Linked DNA regions of Homo sapiens: regions 2 and 3 are each linked to region 1. Evidence: read pairs that join two places in POLR2A ChIA-PET (ENCODE). Cell type or tissue: GM12878. All regions are shown on one strand. Each heading gives the region's core, and the rest is flanking DNA. Links, peaks and the distances in the headings are about the cores only.

Evidence for each region. ChIA-PET counts read pairs that join two places held together with the same protein. Peaks named below come from ENCODE experiments on the same cell type or tissue, not always from the same donor. Only the 100,000 strongest peaks of a DNase experiment are listed, where the experiment ranks them.
Region 2: POLR2A ChIA-PET joins it to region 1 with 5 read pairs; 2 of 35 experiments call an interaction of 5 or more read pairs at or near these places.
Region 3: POLR2A ChIA-PET joins it to region 1 with 6 read pairs; 3 of 35 experiments call an interaction of 5 or more read pairs at or near these places.

Annotation. Positions count from the first base shown.
Region 1 is chr15:58,719,808-58,728,058 of GRCh38, reverse strand. The region is part of intron 1 of ADAM10 (ADAM metallopeptidase domain 10); the gene reads left to right. Among named protein-coding and RNA genes, the nearest start is that of ADAM10, 26 kb to the left of the region's middle. RefSeq lists an enhancer at 3,477-3,696. In GM12878, for the core only: no CTCF peak of the experiment used is centred there; a DNase peak (open chromatin) is centred at 3,408; H3K4me3 peaks cover 400 bases; H3K27ac peaks cover 1,476 bases.
Region 2 is chr15:58,630,853-58,639,103 of GRCh38, reverse strand. It overlaps ADAM10 (ADAM metallopeptidase domain 10), which reads left to right. Exons shown (of 16, transcript NM_001110.4): 9 at 5,745-5,908. Among named protein-coding and RNA genes, the nearest start is that of ADAM10, 110 kb to the left of the region's middle. In GM12878, for the core only: no CTCF peak of the experiment used is centred there; no DNase peak of the experiment used is centred there.
Region 3 is chr15:58,416,801-58,425,051 of GRCh38, reverse strand. No RefSeq gene overlaps it. Among named protein-coding and RNA genes, the nearest start is that of LIPC, 11 kb to the left of the region's middle. RefSeq lists an enhancer at 659-708. In GM12878, for the core only: no CTCF peak of the experiment used is centred there; DNase peaks (open chromatin) are centred at 4,231 and 4,731; H3K4me3 peaks cover 955 bases; H3K27ac peaks cover 2,870 bases.

The sequences.
Region 1 (8,251 bases), core at 1,054-6,053:
TGCCCTTAAAAAGAAATATATTCTATCTATCTAGTCAAGTTCTTTGTGTTTAAGTTTTTAATAATCTTACTGATTTTTTTGTCTGCTTGTTCAGAAAGGAGTGGTATGATTTCCAACTCTAGTTACAGAGTCTGCTTTTTTCTGTTCTATCAACTTTTTCTTCACATACTTTGAAGCTTTTTTTATGTACATAAATACTTAGGCTTGTTGTGTTTTCTTCTTGAATTAGGAAATGTCCCTCTTTATCCCTCATAATTTTTTTTGTTTTGTTTTGAAGTTTGTTTTTTCAGCTATTACTGTAGCCACTCCAGCTTTCTTTGGATTAGGGTTTGGATGTTATATATTTTCCCGTCCTTTTTACTTTAACTCATCTTTATTTTTGTGTCTGTTAGCATATATTTACATTTTCCTTTTTTAAAAAATAACAAGGCTGGCGTGTCATCTCATGCCTGTAATCCCAGAACTTCGGGAGGCCAAGCCAGTAGGATTACTTAATACCAGGTGTTTGAGACCAGCCTAGACAACATAGCGAGTCCCCATTTCTACAAAAAATAAGAAAGATTAGCCAGGCTGGGCGCGGTGGCTCACACCTGTAATCCCAGCACTTTGGGAGGCCGAGGTGGTTAGATCACTTGAGGTCAGGGGTCTGAGACCAACCTGGCCAACATGGCAAAACCCTGTCTCTGCTAAAAATACAAAAATTAGCTGGGTGTGGTGGTGCATGCCTGTAATCCCAGCTACTGGGGAGGCTTAGGCAGGAGAATCACTTGAACCTGGGAGGCAGAGGTTGCAGTGAGCCGAGATTGCGCCGTTGCGCTACGGCCTGGGCAACGAGCGAAACGCTGTTTTTGGGAAAAAAAAAAAAAAAAAAAAAAAAAAAAAGATTAGTCAGGCATGGCATGGTGGTGCACCAGTTTCCAGTTACTCAGAAGGCTAAGGTGACTGGGTTGCTTGAAGCTAGGAGGTTGAGGGTACAATGAGCTATGATCACGTCACCACACTCCAGCCTGGGCAATGAGTGAGACCCTGTCTCTTAAAAATCAAAAAGCGAAATGACAGCTTTTGCCTTTTAATTGTTATGTTAGATCATTTACTTTCCCTTCTGCTTGCTCTTCCCCTTCCCCTTCGTCTTCTCCTTTTCCCTCTCCCCTCCCCTCCCCTCCCCTCCTCTCCCCTCCCCTTCGGAGATGGAGATCTCTCTCTGTTGTCCAGGTTGGAATGCAGTGGCCGTTCACAAATGTGATCATAGTGCATTGCAGCCCCAAACTTGGGCTCAAGCAGTCCTCCCACCTCACTCTCCTGAGTAGCTGGGACCACAGGTGCACACTAATGTACTCAGCTGGATCATTTACTTTTAATGTAATTATTCATATGGCTGAGTTTTAAACTGTCATCTTTCTATTTGTTTTCCATCTGTTCATAGTTCTTGTCCCCCTCTTTTCTTGCATTTTTCGGGAGTAATATACTTTTTTTTTTTTTTTTTTTTTTTTTGGGAGACTGAGGTCTCGCTCTGTCGCCCAGGCTGGAGTGTAGTGGCGCGATCTCGGCTCACTGCAACCTCTGCCTCCTGCGTTTAAGCGATTCTCATGCCTTAGCCTCCTGAGTAGCTGGGATTACATGCACCTGCCACCATGCCCCATTAATTTTTGTATTTTTAGTAGAGATGGGGTTTCACCATGTTGGCCAGGCTGGTCTCGAACTCCTCGCTTCAAGTGATCCACCCGCCTTGGCCTCTCAATATAAACTTTTAAAAATGATTCAATTTTATCTCTGCTATTGGCTTTATGATGATATACCTGTTGTATTTTTTAGAGGTTGTTCAGTGTACAATATCTATAACTTATCACTGTATACTTTCAAATAATATTACTTCACTTCATATGGAGTATATGTACACTGTGTTTCTCCTCTGTTTTCTGTTGTGCTGTTATTGTTACACATTTTAATTCTGTGTGTCATAAATTCCACAGTAGATTGTGTGTTTAAAAAATGTATTCGCTTAACTTTGAAAGAGATTAAAAATGAGAAAATAAATCCTTTTTATTTTCTTATATATTCATTATTTCTGTCACTTTTATTATTTGCATCAGTGTAGGTTTCCATCTGGTATTATTCCTTCTATCTGAAAAACTTTATCATTTCTATTAATGGAGGCTACTAGTGATGCATTGTAAGCTTTGAAGCCCAGAAGGGCTTCGTTTCACCTCCTCTTCTCACCTTCATTTGTGAAAGTTATTTTCACTGGCTATAGAATCTTAGGTTGATAGAGTTCTTTTTTTCTTGTAGTACTTTAAATATGTGGCTGCATTTTCTTCTGACTTAACATAGAGTGTGCTGTCAGTTTTATCTTTGTTCCTCTGTTTATAAAATGTGTCTTTTTTTTCTGGCTCCTTTAGTGCTTCCCTACCCACAGATGATTTTAAGAATTTTTTTTTCTCCCTAGTTTTTAGTCATTAGCTTATGACATGCCTTTATGTGGTTTTTGTTTATTTATTTATATTTTTAATTTTAATTTTTATTTTTGAGACAGGGTCTCACTTTGTTGCTGAGGCTGTTGTGATCATAGCTCACTGCAACCTTGGACTCCTGGGCTCAAGCGAACCTCCTGCCTCAGCCTCCTGAATAGCTGGGATTACAGGTGTGCAATAAAAAGTATTCCTGGCTAATTTTTACTTTTTTTTTTTTTTTTTGGTAGAGACAAGGTCTTGCTATATTGCCCAGCTGATCTTGAACTTCTTGGCCTTGAACAGTCCTCCTGCCTTAGCCTCCCAAAGTGCTGGGACTGCAGGCATGCACTACCATGCCTAATTTTCTTTTATTTTTTATATTCATATAATAAATACGATTTATTTATTTATTTATTTTGTTTGAGACAGGGTCTTGCTCTGTTGCCCAGGCTGGAGTGTGGTGGCACGATCATAGCTTACTGCAGCTTTGACTTCCTGGGCTTCAAGCAATCCTCCTACCTCAGCCTCTCGAGTAGCTGGGACTGTAGGCATGTGCCACTGTGCCCAGCTAGTTTTTATATTTAGTAGAGACAGGGTTTGGTCATGTTGCCCAGGCTCGTCTTGAACTCCTGGGCTCAAGCAATCCACCCGCCTTGGCCTCCCAAAGTGTTGGGATTATAGGTATGAACCACCGTGCCCAGGCTCTGTGGCTAATTTCACTCCACTAGTAAGGTGTTATTTTTCTGAGGACTGTAGCAATGCTCCATACATTACAAGGTCTTTCTTCTCTAGATGGTAGAAATATGAACATTTTCCAGCCCTGTGTGAGCTTTGAGGATTGTTTTGCTTCCTTCTACTGGTGGTTCATTTTTTCTGAGGCGGGAGTTTATTTTCTCACATGCTTAGATCAGTAGTCAGCCAAACCCTTAGGGAACCCCCACTTGAGGTGGCTGGAGCTCTCTCTCTGTTCAGCTTCCTCCTTTCTGACACTCTGGCACATAGATTCTAAATACCTGATCTCCCTGAACTCAGAGGTTGTCTCAATTAAGTGGAAACTTCAGGCTCTTGGTTTCTTCTCCCTGTCATTTGGCCTGGAGACTGCTTACAGGCAGTAAGCTGGGCCAGTTGTAGTAGATCTCACTTCATTTGTTTCTCTTGTCACATCTTTTATCTAGTTTTCTAATTGTTTATGGTGGTAGGCTAAATTCAGTCTCTATTACTCCTGAAGTAGCTAGTGATTTAATAATTTGCATATTTTTTTCTTTTTTACCCTGCCTCCCACCCTAGAATCTGTCTAGTGTGAGTTATGGACATCGTGTCATTTTACCCTTAAATATTTAAAATGAACCTCCCAAAATTTAGAACCTTCTCCTTATAATAACAATGTTGTTGTACTAAGGAAAATTAATATGAATTTCTTTCTTTTTTTTTTTTTGAGACGGAGTCTTGCTCTGTTGCCTAGGCTGGAGTGCAATGGCACGATTTCGGCTCACTGTAACTTCTGCCTCCCGGGTTCAAGCAATTCTCCTGCCTCAGCCTCCCGAGTGGAGACAGGGTTTCACCATGTTGGCCAGGCTGGTCTTGAACTCCTGACCTTGGGTGATCCACCTGCCTCGGCCTCCCATAGTGCTGGGATTACAGGTGTGAGCCATCACGTCTGGCCAATATGAATTTCTTAATATAATCTAAGACTGATTCTGCTTTGTCTAGGATTGTTTCCAAATGTCGTTTGTTTTCTTCTCAATTGGATTCTTTTTCTATTTTCCTTTTATTGTTTCTTTCATGGTTTTTTTCTCCAGTGTGTTTTTACAATGTTATGTTCATGGTTGTGTGTCTCTTCTCTACCCAGTTATTCTTTTTGCTATGATATAAAGTGGGTGAGTTTATTTTTTATTTTTTATTTTTTGAGGTGGAGGCTCACTGTTGTTGCCCAGGCTGGAGAGCAGTGGCGTGACCTTGGCTCACTGCAACCTCCGTCTCCCGGGTTCAAGAGATTCTCCTGCCTTAGTCTCCCAAGTAGCTGGGATTACAGGCGTCAGTCACCACGGCAGGCTAATTTTTTTTTGTATTTTTAGTAGAGACTATGGGTTTCACTATGGTTTCACCACTCTGTTGGCCAGGCTGGTCTCAAACTCCTGACCTCAGGTGATCTACCCACCTCAGCTTCCCAAATTGTTGGGATTACAGGCATGAGCCACCACACCCGGCTTGTGATTTCTTTTTTCTTTTCTTTCTGCCTCTGAGACCAGTGTATTTTTTTTCCGCCTTCCAATCTTAGTTTGAGGGGCTGATTATTTTGTGTTTTATTCACGTTTCTGCAGTCACGGGGCTGTGATCATATATAATTTTTTTGAGAATTCCAGGACTCCCATTCTCTTGAGATTTTTAAATAAGTGAATTGTGTGGCATCTGAGGGCTAGGGGCAACATCAGAAGTCCAGTGTGCCATGCTTTCCTACATTTTCATTAAAATATTATTTCATTCCTTGGCTGCCTGTTTGAAAGATTATATTATTAGGTTATGACCAGTGTTGTATTTAGCACACTGTCTTGAAAAAAGAAAAAAAAAATCCTCTGATTTGGCTGGGTATGGTGGCTCACACCTGTAATCCCAGCACTTTGGGAGGCTGAGGCAGGAGGATCGCTTGAGCCCAGGAGTTTGAGACCAGCCTGGTCAACACAGTGAGACCCTGTCTCTACAAGAAATACAAAAGTTAGCCAGGCATAGTGGTGCGTGCCTGTAGCCTGAGCTACTGGGAAGGCTGATGTAGGAGAATCACCTGAGCCCTGGAGGTCAAGGCTACAGTGAGCCTTGATAGTGCTACTGCACTCCAGCCTGGGCAACAAAGTCAGACCTTGTCTCAAAAAAAAAAAAAAAAAAAAAAAGTTCTCAAATTTGTAGCCTTTTCAATGTCAGTTTCCATGGTGGTGTAAATACTCCCTTCATGGCTGATTTCAAGCTACAAACATAATGTTACAGAGCATGAAGTTGGGAAGGGAACTGACACTCATGAGCATGTATCAGCCAAATTGCTTATCTTTTTTTATTTGATTTCAGTTCTTTTCTTTTTTTTTTTTTTGAGATAGGGTCTCTGTCATCTAGGCTGGAGTGCACTGGCCGTTATCATAGCTCACTGTGGCCTTGAACTCTTGGGATTAAGTGATACTCCCTCAGCCTCTTGGGTAGCTTGGATTACAGGTGCATGCCATCATTCCTGGCTAGTTTTTTTGTATTATTTATTTATTTATTTTTACTTATTATTATTTTTTGTGACAGAGTTTTGCTCTTCTTGCCCAGGCTGAAGTGCAGTGGTGCGATCTTGGCTCACTGCACCCTCCACCTTCCGGGTTCAAGTGATTCTCCTGCCTCAGCCTCTTGAGTAGCTGGTGTTATAGATGCATGCCATCACGCCAGGCTAAGTTTTGTTATTTTTAGTGGAGACGGGGGTTTCACCATGTTGGCCAGGCTGGCCTTGAACTCTTGACCTCAGGTGATCCACTCGCCTCGGCCTTCCAAAGTGCTGGGATTACAGGCATGAGCCACCGTGCCCGGCCTATTATTTACATATATATATTTATTATTTCAGACAGAGTTTTGCTCTTGTCACCCAGGCTGGATTGCAATGGTGCGGTTTTGGCTCACCGTAACCTTCGCCTCCCGGGTTCAAACGATTCTCCTGCCTCAGCCTCCCGAGTAGCTGGGATTACAGGCACCTGCCACCATGCCCAGCTATTTTTTGTATTTTTAGCAGAGGTGGGGTTTCACCATGTTGGCCAGGCTAGTCTTGAACTCCTGACCTCAAGCGATTCACCCCCCTCAGCCTCCCAAAGTGCTGGGACTACAGGTGTGAACTACCACACCCGGCCACCTGGCTAATTTTTAATTTTTTGTAGAGACAGGGGCCTTTCTATGTTGCCTAGGCTGGTCTTGAACTCCTGGACTCAAGTGATCCTCCCACTCTGGCCTCTCAAAGTATTGGGATTACAGGTGTGAGCTACTGCATCTGACCTGATTTCAGTTCTTGAAGTTTGTTCTATGTGTGTGTGGGGTGGGGGCAGAGGGGCAGGTAGGCTGCTTTATCCTCTACCCATGGCCCCCTTATTTCCCTCTTCATTAAGTATTAGGGAATAGAAATTATGTAATTCAATTTCATACATTATCTTAATATAAGTTTTTTTCCCACAGTACTGAGATTACACAAATACTGATATTTAGGCATAATTAAGATAAACATTCATAGGTCTTATATAGAAGATGATAATGAGATGGACTTGGTAACTGTGTGTCCCGGGGAAGTGTTTTTAGCTTTCCCAATTAAACCCTATGAATCATGTTCTATCTCAATTACAAAGATTCAGAAAATCATTACTCAGGTCTTTTGCCAGTGAAAGTGAATAGTATGTTGCTTTTATAAAATTTGTGTGTGGGACAGAGAAAAGATGACTTTGTTTAATAACTCTCCCAGTAGAATTTCAGCTGTGTAAATCGTTGAGCTTTTGTCATGAGTGCTTCAGAACAGCAATAGTTATTGTTTTAAGTTATCAAAAGTGACAGAATACTTTATCTGAACTGCGACTTAAAAACTTGACTTTTTCCTGATTTAAGCAGCAGAGACAGAAATAAAAACCAGCTTGACGCCTTTGGTGCCGAAAAAGGAGTGGAATCCACAGTTCTGCAAAGCCAAGCTTGTGCTATGGCAACTCAGACCACTTAAATCCAATTCAGTAATCCAGTGGAAATTTTCAAAATGAAAGAAATTATTCAAAAGTTCTCATTCTTCCCCATTATTGATTTCTTCTTTTTTGCTAAACTCAATTATACTACATTTATAAGTATGTTTAAAGGATACAGAAGATGCATTGGTATATTTGATTCCATTATTTAGTCTTGATTTTTAAAAGTTCCATGCTAGGCCGGGCGTGGTGGCTCATGCCTGTAATCCCAGCACTTTGGGAGGCTGAGGTGGGCGGATCACGAGGTCAGGAGATCGAGACTATCCTGACTAACATGGTGAAACCCCGTCTCTACTAAAAATACAAAAAATTAGCCGGGCGTGGTGGCAGGTGCCTGTAGTCTCCAGTTACTCGGGAGGCTGAGGCGGGAGAATGGCGTGAACTCAGGAAGTGGAGCTTGCGGTGAGCCGAGATTGTGCCATTGAACTGCAGTCTGGGTGACAGAGCGAGACTCTGTCTCAAAAAAAAAAAAAATAAAATAAAATAAAATAAAATAAAATAAAATAAAAGTTTCATGCTAGTGGGTTTTATTATCTCTTAGACATTGGCTTCACTGAAATTTCTTTGCTACTTGTGAAGATAGTTTTGGACTCATTCTTCTCACCTCTCTTGGGAGGAGTGTGTTCAAGAGGAGAAGGAAGTAACTCAATAGTAGTTTAAGTTGAATTGTCCTTTTATGCCGCTCTTTGTGCTCGTAAGCATTTTGCATGCATTTAAGGTAGGCATTGTTGTCTCCATTTTACAGATTAAAAAACCACCTCCTGAGATTTAAAAAAGTTAAATAATTACTTAGCTCATGTGGTTATGGCTAGGAAGTGTCAGAATTCAACCCAGTTTTGTTTTTTCTTCCTGAATTCTTGGCTTCAGTGTGTGTATATTGGTCTGAAAGGCAAAGTGTGGGAGAAGGAAGAAAAGGAGGAAGGGGGAAGAGATGATGATGATGGATAATTTATTGAACCTTGCCTCTTTGGTAGGCTCTCTAATATTAATTGTCACACATGGTTTAAATCATTTAATCTGTGAGTCTTAAGAGAGAGCTACTCTAGTTTCTTCATTTTATGGACAGGAGAC
Region 2 (8,251 bases), core at 1,362-6,361, 89 kb after region 1:
ATGTGATCTTAAACTAAAAACTTTCTGCCATTTTGCATTTTCAGTTACAGACTATTGTACTTAAGGATGTAATGATTCTGTAGGAATTTGGTAAAATTCTTCCTAAATCTTCAGATATTCTCATGTCTTTAGATTCAGCTACTCATTTTGTTGTAAAAAGTAAGCTTTATTTTTTAGAGCAGTTTTAGATTTACAAAAAATTGAACAGATTAGGTATTCTCAAATCTCCTTCCTCCCTCCCCTGACAGTTTTGAGGAGTACTGATGAGGTATATTTTAGAATGCTCCCCTATTTGGAATCTGTCTGATGTTTTCCTTATGATTAAACTGTAGTTATGGGTTTTTGGGACACTCAGTGTTTATGTCTCATTGTTTGTGATATTTGGATCACCATTTGTGATGCTGCTCATTTTCCTGAGGTGGGGAGAGTTCTGGATTGAAAATGGTGGGGCATGTTACTTGTATTTTCTTTTTTTTTTTTTTTTTTTTTGAGACAGAGTGTTGCTCTGTCACCCAGGCTGGAGTGCAGTGGCGCGATCTCCGCTCACTGCAACCTCCACCTCCCGGGTTCACGCCATTCTCCTGCCTCAGCCTCCCGAGTAGCTGGGTCTACAGGCGCCCGCCACCATGCGTGGCTAATTTTTTATATTTTTAGTGGAGATGGGGTTTCACCGTGTTAGCCAGGATGGTCTCAATCTCCTGACCTCGTGATCCGCCCGCCTCTATTTTCATTATTAGGGTCTTCTTAAAGGTGAAACAAGATACTTCCTGTGTACTTCATGAGCAAAAATATGGTGATTGGCAACCAGAATAGAAAACGAAGACTCCCGTTGTCAACTTTGTATCCCCATTTTCCCCCCCTCTGCTTTTTTTCCTTTTATATTATTATCTCTCTTTCTTTCAGACATTAGATGTCCGCTTCCATTACTCTATGTTAAACCCCCAACTTCAGCTCTTGGAAGCCATCTTCTAAGAGCTGCTGGGGAGGGGCTAGGCAGGCACAGAAGAATAGAGGCCATAGTGGGAAAGAAAAGGGATCTTTGTTCCTTTGGTCCAACTTTTTCGAGTGTAGGTTACCTGCCTTGAAATAACACTGCCAGCTTCTTCACTTGTCTTTGCACTTACTACTAGCTGAACTGAGTTTCATATTTGACATTTTTTTTTTTAAAACAAGGAATGTTATATATTTATTCTTGATTATTTCAATACCCTTATGAGGTGTAGGTATTATTGTCTCCCTTCTACAGATGAGGAAACTTGTGTTCAGAAACTTTGTGACCAACCTAATACCACACAGCTAGAGGTGGAACAGGATCTGGAATCTGGACCTTTTGACTCCAGATTCAGTTCATTTGGTAATTATATTACTAGGTATTTTATATATATATAAATACAATCTACACACACACACACAGTAACATCTTAGCCTTTTCTTTGATGTTTCAAATAAGAAGCTGAAATGTTTTCTGCTTCTTAGTAGAGGTTATACATTGGTGGAATCTGTTTTCTTCTTTCTTGAGAGAGAAGAGTTATAAAATCATACTAAGCTATAATATTTTGATATAATTTTGGGTAATTGTCATGGCATAATGGGAAGAGCAATGGACTGAGAGCTGGGAGACAGGATTCTTGTGTGTTTTCTGTCTGTAAATTCAGGAAAATCATTTTGCTTCTGGCTGTTTTTTCATTGTAGTTCTGTCTTTGCCCTTCTTTTGAGTCTTCATGTTTCTACCTATAGGTCTTATCAGTTAACTGAATGAACATAGTCTCAGTTCGGCTTGGTCGTTGAATGAGGCTGGCTTTGGAATTCATCTCTACAGTTAGTCCTGAAACCTTCAGTACTCCTCTATTTGTGAAGAACATCTTTTGAGGCATTTCATTTGGTAGAAATAGTCTCTTCTGTTTTCTTTAGATTAGATGTTTTAGTTTGATATTACATATTAAAATTTGAGAGCGTACAGAACTTAACACAGGGTTCTCGGGATAACCCACAGCTTATTGAATTCTTAACCCATAGTTTAAAAGTATAACTTCAAATGCTGGGAAAATTACATCATTGAAATATTGCAATAGGACACTTGCTATTGGCATTTAATGCTTGTCTGGATCCCTTGGATATTTAACATCTTTGATCCCTACCCATTGCATGTGAGTAGTGCTCTCCAGACTTGAAAGCCAAATGCCTGTGCTCTCACATTTCCTGGTATCACTTGTGGGAGTATTACTATGGTCTGGTCCAGAATTATTGCTTACATTAATATTGTATGATCAGCATGCTACTATTAATTTTTGGCCTCCTCACATCAAAACTGTATTTATGGAATATGTCAAGGTATCATATTACTCTTGTATTTTTTTCTAAGACTTTTTTTTGGGGGGTGGGGTGGAGTGGGTCTGTTTTGAAGTTTAGGACAGATACTCTAACTTTAGCTCTCAAACTATCCTGTAGATAGAAAATTGTCATTATACTTCTTTGTTGCTTATTGAATCCTTCATCAATAATTACTTTTGACCCGAATTGAAAACGTTTCACCCTTCTCATTGTTATTCACAACTTATGTATTTGTCAGTGATAAATATATGTATAGTAAAATCTTAAATTTAAAATATATAGCAATTGAGTTTGAGTTAATGGTTTAGCTGTGGGTATATATGATACCTCATTACTGAGTTTTCTGGCATATCAAAACTAGTTGCAGTATTTAAAAAAATTAAACCATAACTTTCAGAGTTACAAATAGTATTTTATTTCTTCCTGTATAATCAAGTTACTCCAACATATGCTATTAGCCTGCAACAAATATTAAACTTCCTTTTTTTTTTTTTTTGAAACGAAGTCTCGCTCTGTTGCTCAGGCTGGAGTGCAGTGGCATGATCTCTGCTCATGGCAACCCCCGCCTCCTGGGTTCAAATGATTCCCCTGCCTCAGCCTCCTGAGTAGCTGGGATTACATGCATGCACCACCTCGCCTGGCTAATTTTTGTAATTTTAGTAAAGATGAGGTTTCAACATGTTGGTTATGCTGGTCTCCAACTCCTGATCTCAGGTGATCCGCCTGCCGCCGCCACCCAAAGTGTTGGGATTACAGACGTGAGCCACTGCGCCCGGCCATTTTAAACTTTCATATAAGCGATAATCATAAAGACCAAAAGCAGTTGTTTAAGAAGTTAGGCAATATATAAATTACTATATTTCAGAATAGTATATTCTAATTTATGTATACTCTTCTCTTAAATTAGCCAGACCCTAAAAGTGCAGAAAAATGTATATTATCAGAGATTTAAAAATATGCCTATTTACTTTTTTTTTTTTTAACTGATAAAGATTTGAAGTGTGGAGTCTTCTATGCTTAATTCAAGTTTGACAGTACTGCATTGGACCAATTTGCACATGACAAATCTTCACTAAGGCAGGATATTAATTTACTATTTGTTTAAAACTATGCTGTGTGTACAATAATTATTATATACAGAATACTTATTTATATATTTTCTGGTTTCCAGAAATAATGATGTGCTTCTCAGGACTGAGCTCCAAAAGTAGAACTAGCTTGAAGAAAATATATTAAATTCTCACAAATTATTTGGTATTTTCTCTCTACTCAGTTGTCAGTGTAGAAAAGGTATTAAATTTTGAATATCATAAAAGTTCTCAACCCCTTGCTGGGTTAAATTTGCATGTGACTCCAGCTATTTGTCCGGCCTATAGTCTCAGGTCACTCATTTTAATGTGCATATACATCACCTGAGGTGGGCAGAGTTCTGGATTGAAAATGGTGGGGCATGTTATTTGTATTTTCTTTCTTTCTTTCTTTTTTTTTTTTTTTTTTTGAGACAGAGTCTTGCTCTGTCACCCAGGCTGGAGTGCAGTGGCATGATCTCTGCTCACTGCAAGCTCCACTTCCTGGGTTCACGCCATTCTCCTGCCTCAGCCTCCCGAGTAGCTGGGGCTACAGGCACCTGCCACCATGCCCTGCTAATTTTTTGTATTTTTAGCAGAGATGGGGTTTCACCGAGATGTTCTCAATCTCCTGACCTTGTGTTTCTTTGAAACACATTTTTCTTTTCAGCTTTCTGAATTTTAACAGTAATTCAAATTTGTATTTTGTTGCCATATATTTATTATATTTAATGGGAGCAAGGCAACAGTCGTAGTATAATGCTGTTCTTGCAGACCTATTTTGAATTGCCTTCTGTTACATGCTTTATTAGGGATTCTAAATACTAGACTTGTTTTTGAAGTGGGGAGAATGGGAAGGGGAGGAGAAGCAATATTAGACTTTTTTTAAATGGTTTAGTAACTTTGTTGTAACTTGTCTATAGAAAGCTAATTAGAGCAGTTATCGTAATACGCTTATCCATTTGATTGTATTTCTTTTAAAAATCAAATAGGGAAAACTTTAAGTATAAATATAAACTAAATAACTTCTCACTGAAAATCTTATAATAAAGTTAATTAAAAGAAAATATGATCTTACCAGTGTAATGTCTATATAAAGGCATGAATTGACCAGATGGTTTCTGATTTTCCTATTATTATTTTTCTGATTTCTCTTAATTGATTTTAGCTGTGAAAGCACTGTCATTTGCTGTTAAATTCTAAAGTCCCTGTTAATGAATAGATGAAGTACAAAATGATAAAAATATTTAAGTGGAAATATGGTTTTTCTTTTAAAATTTGATAGTGTCCTAAAGACATACTGGAACAATCATAATTCAGTTTTTAATTTTTTTTTGAAGATTTCAAACCTGCGGAAAGGTTGCAAGAATAGTATGGTGAAATTCTTCTTCTTTTTTTTTTTTTTAGACAGAGTGTCACTGTGTCGCCCAGGCTGGAGTGCAGTGGCACAATCTCAACTCATTGCAACTTCCACCTCCTGGGTTCAGGCAATTCTCCTGCCCGAGTAGCTGGGATTACAGGTGTGCACCACCACACCCAGCTAATTTTTGTATTTTTAGTAGAGATGGGGTTTCACCATGTTGGCCAGGCTGGTCTCAAACTCCTGACCTCAAGTGATCTGCCTGCCTCGGCCTCCCAAAGTGCTGGGATTACAGGCGTGAGCCACTGCGCTCAGCAGTGGTGAATTCTTGATGGATTAATCAATTATTAACCTTTTGTCGCATTTGCTTTCTATCTCTCCCTTCCTTCCCACCCATCTTCTCTTTTTCCTTCTTTCCTCTACCCCCTCTTTTTTTTTTTTTTTAACCTTCTTGACATGATTATTTTCTATTTTTACAAATACATTGTATGTCATATCTCAGGACAGGGAATCATGTGCTCATGTGCCTCACTGCTTCTTGTAGAAGTGACTTTCTCAGAATCTTCTTGAGGATATTTTGTTCAACTTTCATTTAACTTAAATCATAAGATTTCTTTTTAAAAGATGAAAGGATGTACACTTTGACTTAGTGTAAATACTGATATATTCAAATTGAAAGGAAATGTAAATATTTGTTTTCCTAAATTAATGGGAATAACATTTGGGGGACATTTTGATTGTGAAGAACATTTTGTAAAGGCTGTGTACTCAGTCCTGGGAGTTTCTTTCTGAATGTCATTAAAACTTTTATATGAAGTGACTTCTTAGTCTTGGACCAAAGAAACTTTTGCATATGTGATACGTTTGAGTACCAGTTCTATTTTAGATTAAAATATAAAATGTTTTCATTTAATATAGCATGTATTACCTTTTTGGGGGTAAGGGGAAACAGATACTAATTTAGCCATTTTTTTGTTCTGGATTAGGAAGCTCTGGAGGAATATGTGAAAAAAGTAAACTCTATTCAGATGGTAAGAAGAAGTCCTTAAACACTGGAATTATTACTGTTCAGAACTATGGGTCTCATGTACCTCCCAAAGTCTCTCACATTACTTTTGCTCACGAAGTTGGACATAACTTTGGATCCCCAGTAAGTATTGTCTAATTATTAGCTTAAAAAATACTTATTAGTCTAATTTTTATGTTGAGTGATTTATTTAAAATTCACCGTGAAAACAAATGTACTTACGAGTGTTTAGTTTTTATGTCAGAGCACAGTAATGTATTTGACCATACTGAAAGGGAGGAAGATAGAATGTTTGTGGTTAAAGTAAGAAAAGTAAGCATAACAGTGCTAGAATTCTGTGAAGGCAAGGGATTTCATCTGGCTTATTCAGACAAAATATCTATATCTCCTGGCCCTAGAACAATGCCTAGTACATAATGTACTCAAATATCTTTTGAATGAGAATCATTATTCATTGTTTAAAAGTACATTTTGAATGTTCAGCAAATTGTGAGAAATTCTTTTTTTGTTTTGTTTCTGTTAAAGCATTTTTAGGGAATGAGATTGATATTTTAAAATCTTTTCTCTACTGTGGAATGAGATTGATAATTTAAAGTATTTTCTCTACCGTGGAATGAGATTGATATTTTAAAATCTTTTATTAGGAAAAAATTCTAACATACACAAAAGTAGAACAAATAGTGCAACAAAGCGTTATACGCCCATGATTCAGAACAGGGATCAGCAAACATTTTCTGTAAAGGGCCTACTAGTAAACATTTTAGGCTTCAGGGGCAGTGTTTGGTTTCTGTTGTACAGTCTTTGTTGCTTTTACAATTTGTTAAATATGGAAAAGCCATTCTTAGTTAAGCCATATAAAAACAGGCTGCTGGCTACTTTGTCAACCCCTAATTCAGAGCCAATAATTGTGAAGATTTTGACATATCTTCTATCTGTATTTCTTTTTCTTTGCTAAGGTATTTAAAGGAACTCTATCTATCCTTACGTATTTCAGTACACATTCCTGAAAAAATAGACATTTTCTAATACAACTACAATGTGGTTATTACACCTAACAAAATTAACAGCGATCTTTGATATTATCTAATATCCAGTCCATTATATTGATCTTTTAAGTGACCTTAAAGATCAGTACAACACAGAAATATGAAATACTGAATGATACTCTGTCTTTGTGATTTTGGTAGAGCTTATTAAAGATAACATTTTGAAAATGTACACTTGAAAACTGTATGTAAATTCATTTTACTTTCACCTTATCACTTGCAAAAGTGCAAATTTTTATGATTTTAAAAATAAGTTGTCTACTTGTAGCTTAAAATCCCCAAATGCACTTCTCTAATTTTTCCCATGTTTGTAAAATAGGTGCCATCTCACTAAGTTGCAAGTCTTTCTTCTTCTACATCCCAATCAGAAATTGATAGATTATTATTAATGTTCTTGGATAAGGTATTTAAAATGTGCTTAATCTCTGTAACTCTTGACTGCTTTTGTGATCTTCTCTTAAAAGAGTACTTGGAATTTTAGAGATGAGCAGAGAATTATTGTTCATAGTTGATTTGCATTTTCAAGAGCAGATAAGTGTCCTCTCTTCTCCCCAAGTCATCTTGGTTCCAGGCCTTACCAGGGGAATTTTAGTACTCCTCCAGCTACTTGTCTGGCCTTTAGTCCCAGGTCACTCATTTTTATGTGCATATACATCACCTGAGAATCTTAAAACACAGATTCTTTTTTAGTAGGTCTTTGATGGGGCCTGAGTTTCTGTATTTCTAACATACTCCCACATAATGCTGCTGCTGCTGCTGCTGGTGCTCATCTGTGAACCACACTGCAGTAGGGAATCTAGACCATTCTCTTTTCACTTCTTGTGTAATCTCTTTCCTACCTAGCTGCCAGTGAGATGTTTTTATTCAATTAATGTTATATTATTGTTTAATGGAGAAATTGGTTCACACTCTTTGCCTACCACGCTCAATCGTACCCCATTCTTTTGCACATGTTGTTAATTCTGCCATCTGTATCCGTAGTAGATGGTTGTCTTCATCTGTTTTGTGTTGTTATAAGGGAATATCTGAGGGTGGGTAATTTATAAAGAAAAGAGGTTTATTTGGCTCATGATTCTGTAGGCTGTACAAAAAGCATGGTGCTGGCATCTACTCAGCTTCTGGTAAGGGCCTCAGGCTGCTTCCACTTATGATGGAGGGCAACAGGTGCTGGCATGTGCAGAGATCACATGGTGGGAGTGGAGGTGGTGGGAGCGTGGGGTCAAGGAGAGAGGAGGTACTAGGCTCTTAACAGCCAGCTCTTGCAGAAACTAAGAGAGTGAGAATGCACTCACCCACCCACCTCCAACCCTTCAGGAAGAGCATTAATCTATTGATGAGGGATCTGCCCCCATGACCCAGACCTCTCTTGTTAGGCCCACTAACAACTTTGGGATCAAATTTGGGGGGACAGACATCCAAA
Region 3 (8,251 bases), core at 1,308-6,307, 300 kb after region 1:
TGGGGTTATGAAGGTTAAATTATTATCACATGAAAATGCTTATAACAACTCTCTGCATAGTCAAGCCTCTTTTGATTTTCTTAACAAATAAGGTAGGAATTATTTTCCCCATTTTACAGATGAGAAAACTGAGGTTCGGATATTCCTTACGCAAGGTCACATATCTAATTGATATAGATTGGATATAAGGACGCTAGGTCCCTGGAAGATCTAATATTCTGATTCCCAGAGTCTCAAGTTATGCAGCCAGGGAGCAAAGAGTTGAGATCCCCTTTCTTCTTATTTTTATGTTTCCTGGTCTGTGTTGGCCCACGGACTCTCCTTATCAGGATTTCAGCTGCCAGATTGTAGAACAATTGGGAAAATCATCATCACAACAACAACACCCTAGAACCAGAGCAGTCTTTTTTATGACTAGATACTGTGGAACCAGCAATGCATTTTATGATCTTAGAAATTCCAGTAGGATGGAAAACCTATTTTCACTCTTTGTATTATGCTTTGAAGCAAAAGGAAATAAAGATTCAAGTTGGCTTTGAACACCAGGTAGATAGTGAGTATTGTTGGCTCCGTAAAGTTTGCCCAGGGTTTTCCCCTTTGTGGGGAAGAGGGGGAGTGTAGACTAGAATTCGTGAAGTGTCTACTCTGTGTCTGCTTCCTCCAGCTGCTGGGGTGCTGGCCAGGCTTTGTGACTGGTGACCATGCTGGCTCCTGAGGGAGACTCCCCGCAAGCCATGAACTGAACTAGCTGCTTGCAACAAGCAAGGACAGTTTGGGGAGGGGGGCACCAGCACACTGGCTGTGTCTCTTGGTCCTAGTGCTGCCAACCATGGGGTGTTCAGGGGCACAGTCCTCACCCTGGGTATCAGGGACGGCTGGGCACTGGTCAGATTGCAACGGCCCAAGCCTCCCTGCAGCAGGATGCCACGTCGTCATCTCACAAAGGCTTGCTGAGTTCAGCACACAGGATCCATGGCTGCCGGAAACCTGGAATTAATTCCCCTTTATTCTCTTCATTCCCAATGATGTGTTTCAAGTTCTGAAGAGCTGCCAATGAGTCATCATTTTTCTGAAGACAGGGTATCTTGCTGACATGGTTCATCATTTTTCCTAGGCAGGCCTAAAAGTCAGGAGTTAACAATTCAGGAGCCAGCGTCCAAAGTGCCTGCACAGTGCCAGAATCTCCATGTGATCTCATTCACACTTTAGGAAGAATCCTATGATGTAGCATGATTTCCCCCAGGGGAAACTGAGGCTCAGGGAGGTTACTGAATTGCCCAAATACATACTGTAGTAAGTGGTGGAATGAGACTTGAATGATGTTTGACTTCAGAGTCCATACAACAAAAAGTAGTTTTGCCAAGTATAGTAGGGATTGGCTGTGAGATCTTTGTGTATCAGTTGCTTAAAAAGATGGAATTGTGTCATGCTCTTGCTCTGCGTATAAAGACATATATCGTGCATTTCATTTATATATGAAAGGGAATTTATTAAGGAGTATTGACTCACACGATCACAAGGTAAAGTCCCATGATTGGTCGTCTGCAAGTTGAGGAGCAAGGAAGCCAGTGGTGGGTCAGCTCGAGTTCCCAAACCTCAAAAGTAGGGAAGCCGACATTGCAGCCTTCAATCTGTGGACAAAGGCCAAGAGCTCCTGGCAAGCGACTGGTGTAAGTCCAAGAGTCCAAAAGCTGAAGAACTTGGAGTTTGATGTTTGAGGGCAGGAAGCATCCAGCATGGGAGAATGGTGAAGTCTGGAAGACTCAGCAAGTCAAGTCCTTCCCATCTTCTTCCTGCTTTATTCTAGCCAAACTGGCAGCTGATTAGATGGTGCCCACCCAGATTGAGGGTGGGTCTGCCTCTCCCAGTCCATTGACTCAAATTTTACTAATATTTCCTTTGGCAATACCCTCACAGACACACCCAGGAAAAGTATTTTGCATCCTTCGATCCAATCAATTTGACATTCAATATTAACCATCACATCACATGTTTATTATTATTTTTAAAACAAATGTTCTCAAGCCTTTTCTCAGCTATTTAATGGCGATAGCTCTGAGATAAACTACGAGACATAGCAGAAGTTAGAAATAATGGAAACATTATAATGGGACATAATCATATAATTTATATGCCAATTACTTTTCCTCAATCAACAGTAAAGAAGACCAGCCAGGAAGAGGGGACCGGGGCCTTTGGCCATGATGCTTTGTCCCGGATAGAGCAGAGTGTTTGAAAGGAAGTTGTCAGGACAAGGCTGTGCTTCTCAGGACCCAACTGAGAACATCATCAGTTATCCAATTACGCCTGAAGTCATTCATTTGAGTTAGATCATGCCTGGGGTCCTTCAGAAAGTAACAAGCAAGATACTTTTGACATGCTTTCATAATTCCATTAAGAGATAATTTTTTAAAAAACGAAGGTAAAATCATGACTCTCAAATATAAAAACGAGTACATGGTAAATATTTTACTTAACTAATTAATGAGGCAAGTGGTAAGGGTGTTATAACCAGTTCAAAGGAGAAGCCAAAAAACCACACAAGTTTATATGAGTAAAGAAATGTTGGCCAGGTGTGGTGGCTCATGCCTGTAATACCAGCACTCTGGGAGGCCGAGGCGGGCGGATCACGAGGTCAGGAGATCGAGACCATCCTGGCTAACACGGCGAAACCCCATCTCTACTAAAAATACAAAAAATTAGCCGGGCGTGGTGGTGGGCGCCTGTAGTCCCAGCTACTTGGGAGGCTGAAGCAGGGAATGGCGGGAAGCCGGGAGGCGGAGCTTGCAGTGAGCCTAGATCGCGCCACTGCACCCCAGCCTGGGCGACAGAGCGAGACTCCGTCTCAAAAAAAAAAAAAGAAAAAAAAAGTTGCAATGAAGGTACAAATGGCAAATGGATACAGAAGTAGCTTTTTCTGCAGTGTGGCAGTGAAGTCAGTGTAACTTCTACAGTATAGGACAGAATTTGCATTTTGCATTGCTATTAGTTATCTGCAATTTACAGAGTTGCAAAATGCTTCAAGGGCAATGAAAGCTAGAATCAAATAACCCAGGGAGGCTGTGCCGTATGTAGACAATACATCCTTTTCCATGGAAATACAAAATGTTCCCTATATTTAGTATTGTTACAAAATGGTAAAGGAAGTATTTAGCTACAGAATTCTGATGATAACAGGATAAGGTTCTTTCTGGAGGAAAAAGCTGTCTCTTGCTGCATTTTTGCCTCCTGAGTGAAGACTCTGATCGCTGAGAACCGGATTTCGAAGCTTGGTTTCTCGGTTTTTAGTCCCATTAAGCAGGCAGATTATTTAATAGCTGGCACCTCAGTTTCCTCATTTTAAAATAGGAGTAGTAAAATTATTTGCCTCACAGGGCTTGGGGGGAGATAAAATGAGAAAAACCATGAACTGTGCATACCATAGTGCCCAATAAATACGTATCAGCCATTAGTGTTTTTATGTATTACTGCAGTTTTTCGGCATGGTTTTTATTTCTCCCATCCCTCACCTGATCCTTCCCTTTCTTGTTTCCTGCCCATTTAACTGAAGTAGTAAAGAATAGGAGACTTATTTACAATGTTTTAAAGAAAGTATAGAGTCTATGCTTCCTGTTCTTGATTTTAAAATCAAGTTGTTATGTGTTCCTTTCTATTTAAAAAAGAAAGCAAGCTGGGTGTGGTGGCTCATGGCTGAGCCCAGGAGTTTGAGACCTGCCTGGGCAGCATAGTGAGACCCTGTTTCTATAAAAAATTTTTTAAAAAATTAGCCAGTGTGGCAGTGCACAGCTGTAGTCCCAGTTACTTGGGAGGCTGAGGTGGGAGGATGGCTTGAGCCCAGAAGGTCAAGACTGCGGTAAGCTGTGATCATGCCACTGCACTCCAGCTTGGGCAATAGAACAAGATCCTGTCTCTATCTTAAACAAACAAACAAAAAACAAAAAAATAACTAAAGAAAAGAAAAATAGAAAGCATCTTTACCCCCAATATTGCTTTCTTGTTTTTGAGTAATTCTTGTCACCTGTCTTAGCCCAGCTAACTCTGAATTTAAACAAGTGATTCATTTTCTCAGGTTATATATTAATCACCAGAGAAAACAGGTTGGGAGAGTGGGAAAGACCCTCTTTGGGGTCTTCTCAGCCCAGCTGGGGTTAGGAGGCCAAGGCCAGGAGGTGACACACTGGAGCCAGGTCATCCAGAGCTCCTCGGTGAGCCTCTCCCCCATCTGCATTCTCAGACCCCAGGGGCCATGTCCACGGGCCAGAGAGTCTGTGAGCAGCATGTGCCCGGTACCAGAGAAAACTCTACTCAGCCCCGTCCAGAAGAGTTGGTATAAACGTGCCTTTGCAAAGTTTGTTTTTCACTTTTGGGTCTGATGGAGGGGGAATTCTTCAACCTCAGAGGGGAATTCCTGTATGTCTAGGGTCAGGGTGCCTGATGGATTGACCCTATCAGCTCCTATTTCAAATCTGGCACCCCAAGAAACTTCCAGATGATTTGGGTGAAGCTCCCAGGATCTCCCTCTTTGCTCAACAGCCTGGATTCTTCGAGGAAAAAGAAGGCATTTGAGCAAGGATTGGGGAAGAAGCTTCGCCTCTGGGCAAAGTTCAGGGATAGGAGGACAAAGCTATCACAGTGTCTAGGCTTTCTTTACATGTATGGCAACTGGAGTGACACCTGGAGAGAGCCATCTTCACTCCACAGTTCTATTCCTATCACCGAATCTGTCAGGCTCTGGGGAGGACTCCTAGAGAGCAAAACATACTTTCCACACATTAGCAAACAGCATGATTCGATCTCAGGGGTCAGCCAGGAGCAGAACACAGGCAGATGCATACAGGGCTCCCTGCTTCCAGGACTATTTCTTTCTGTTACATATCATCTCTAAAGCAAAATTGCTTGTTTCAGCTCTTGATAGAAATGTAACTTCCCTTGTCCATTTTCCACAGGCAGTGTGTACACAAGGAAGGAAATGGCAGGCTGTTCATATGCAGCAAGATCCACACTTGGCCAAACCTGGGGTCACAGAGATGGACATGGAATCGAGGGCAGAAGATCTGGGTTTGAGTCCAGCAGTGCTTTAGGTAAGTCGTAATCTTTACACAACGGGGATAATGAAACCTGGGATGCCTGCCTCACAAGGTCATAAGCAGAAGAGATGAGGCCGGGCGCAGTGGCTCATGCCTGTAATCCCAGCACTCTGGGAGGCCGATGAGGGCGGATTACTTGAGGTCAGGAGTTCAAGACCAGCCTGGCCAACATGGTGAAACCCTATCTCTACTAAAAAAACAAAAATAAGCTGGGTGTGGTGGTGTGGGCCTGTAATCCCAGCTACTTGGGAGGCTGAGGCAGGAGAATCTCTTGAACCAGGGAGGTGGAGGTTGCAGTGAGCTGAGATTGGGCCACTGCACTCCAGCCCCGGCAACAGAGAGAGACTCTGTCTCAAAAAAAAAATAAAAAAGAAGAAGAAGAAGAGATGGTAGATGCCCAAACATCCTTAAGCAATGAAAAGACCCATGTAAAGCAGAGGCCCCAGGCTGGGATGAGTGGATGAGTACATTGGTGGAGCAAAAAGATCCTGAGATTTGGGAGCCCAAGAGGTTCTGCTTTCTGGCATCAGACCAGAGTGCACCTTCTTGTCCCAGATTCCCAGGGTGACCACCAACAGATGGACAGCTCTGGCTTCTGGCAGGGCAGGGCAGGGCTCTTGGAGGTACCCACCTTCAGTGGGCTGTCTCACAATAATTCCTTCAGGCTTTGGAGATGGTGGTCAGGGCCAGCTGAGATCTGGTGGCCTGCAAGTGAGCTGAGGGCTACTGCAATTAGGCAATTCCTGGGGACCTCACTGATAAGCTCTGGTAGATCAAGCCTGGATGTTTTGTTATTGCATAGGGGTTAATATGATGACCAAGTTCACCTTGGGCTTCTCTCTGGATGTCTTTGCTGGTCTCTCTTTCCTTCATTGCCCTCTCTGACTGAGGTCAGAGTCCTTGAATGGCCCTCAAGCTACCCCTACCCCACTCCCAGGAAAACCTCTGCTCTGGCCTCTTCTCTCCCTGGAGCCCATGCTGAGAGAGCCTGTGGCTCCTCTCACCTGCATAAATAGGTGAGATCACCCAGACACTGCCTCTGGGTGGAAAAGAGAAGGTGTCAAGGGACTGAGCCCTGGGTGTTCCAACATTTAGAAGTAAAGGAGATGAAGAGGGACCTTTCTCCTTTAGCCAAATTACTTCTTAAGAATCGATTCTTGGCTGGGTGAGGTGGCTCATGCCTGTAATCCCAGCACTTTGGGAGGCCGAGGCGGGCGGATCACCTGAGGTTGGGAGTTCAACACTAGCCTGACCAACATGGGGAAACCCTGTCTCTACTAAAAATACAAAAAAATTAGCTAGGTGTGGTATCGCATGCCTGTAACCCCAGCTACTTGGGAGGCTGAGGCAGGAGAATCACTTGAACCCAGGAGGTGGAGGTTGTGGTGAGGCAGAGATCACGCCATTGCACTCCAGCTTGGGCAACAAGAACGTGAAACTCTGTCTCAAAAAAAAAAAAGAAAAGAAAAAAAAGAATCAATTCTTAGTGGTAACATTTCTGGTAAAAGGACATGAACAATATGGTTATAAATGAAGGTATGGATAAATTTCTGGGTAGCTCCACCATCAATGGATATTAGCATTTGACATTTTTTCTTGTTGTTCCATTAGAATATGTAAACTGGCATCTCCAGACTGCTTCCATTTACATGTCTTTGATTTCTGGCAAGAATTAACATTTCCCCACTATGTTTATCTACTAATTGTATGCCCCTTATGGGAATTGTCCAGTCTTTGACCCATTTATCTTTTGGAATCTTGACATTTATTTTACAAATTTGAATTAGTTATTTATGATGGATCTTAATTCTTTGTAATGTTTGATAGAAATATTTTCCCTCTTAAAAAATCTTCAGTAATGCTAATTTTTATAGTGCAATCATTTCAATTGCTTCAAAGCTGAGAAAGTTAAAATTACCCCAGAGAGCTGATAAACTCTCTTTCCAGTTGTCTGCAAGTTCTATCATAATTTGATTTTATATTTAAATCTTTAATCAACCAAAGCTTATTTTGTTGCACGTTTTATTTTTAATAACTTTTCTATTATAAAATCAATAAATGTTTATTATTGTAAAATAGGAAAATAAAGAAGAACAAAAAGAAAAACATACATAGGTCTGTGATTTCACATTTAGAGATAAGCACTGTTGACATTTTGATGTGGATATCCCCAAGTCATTTTTTCTATGTATACAATTATTTAAAAAAAATAACTGTAAACACACTGTACAAAGTGTTTAAATACCTGTGTATTAACAACACATTAATGGCATATTTCAGGGGCATTAAATATTCTTTTAAAACATTATTTGAAATAGCTACAGAGTACAGTTACACTCTATAGATGTACCATAATTGGCTTAATTCCCTATTGTTTTTTCATTAACTGTATTTAAGATAACACTATTATGAACAATGCTATTATAAACATATGCATAAATCTTGGTCCACATGTATGATTTTCTTTGTATAAATTATTTTTTTAGTAGCTTAAAAAAATTTTAGATTCTGAGGGAACATGTGCAGGTTTGTCACATGGGTATATTGTGTGATGCCGAGGTTTGAGCTTCTAATGGTTCCATTGCCCAAGTAGTGAATATTGTACCCGATAGGTTTTTTTAACCTTTGTCCCCCTCTCCTTCTCACCCCTTTTAGAATGCCACTGTCTATTATTTCCATCTTTATGTCCACTTGTACTCAATGTTTAGCTCCCACTTATAAGTGAGAACGTGCAGTGTTTATCTGCTTTTGTGTTAATTTGCTTAGGATAATGACCTTCAGCTGTAGCCATGTTGCTGCAAAGGATGTGATTTTGTTCTTTTTTATGGCTGCGTAGTATTCCTTAAAAATAATACTACAGATCATATATGTACCACGTTTTCCTTTGTATAAATTTCTTAAAGTAGAATTGCTAAGGCAAAGGTTTTATATCTAGGTATCTATATCTACCTATATATTTTGCCTTTACATATACACTGCTACGTTAAGTAAATTTCTGTCATTTTAAGTACTCATTAGCAGTGAGTGTACTCCTCCTCTGTCCTATCCTCCACCCTTGTTAACATTAGCTATTAACATTTTTGTAATTTTATGCTAAATTGATAAGCCAAAATGGTATGTGCATTTTTAAATTTTTCTTTAAAACCAATGGGTTGAAGTTGAAT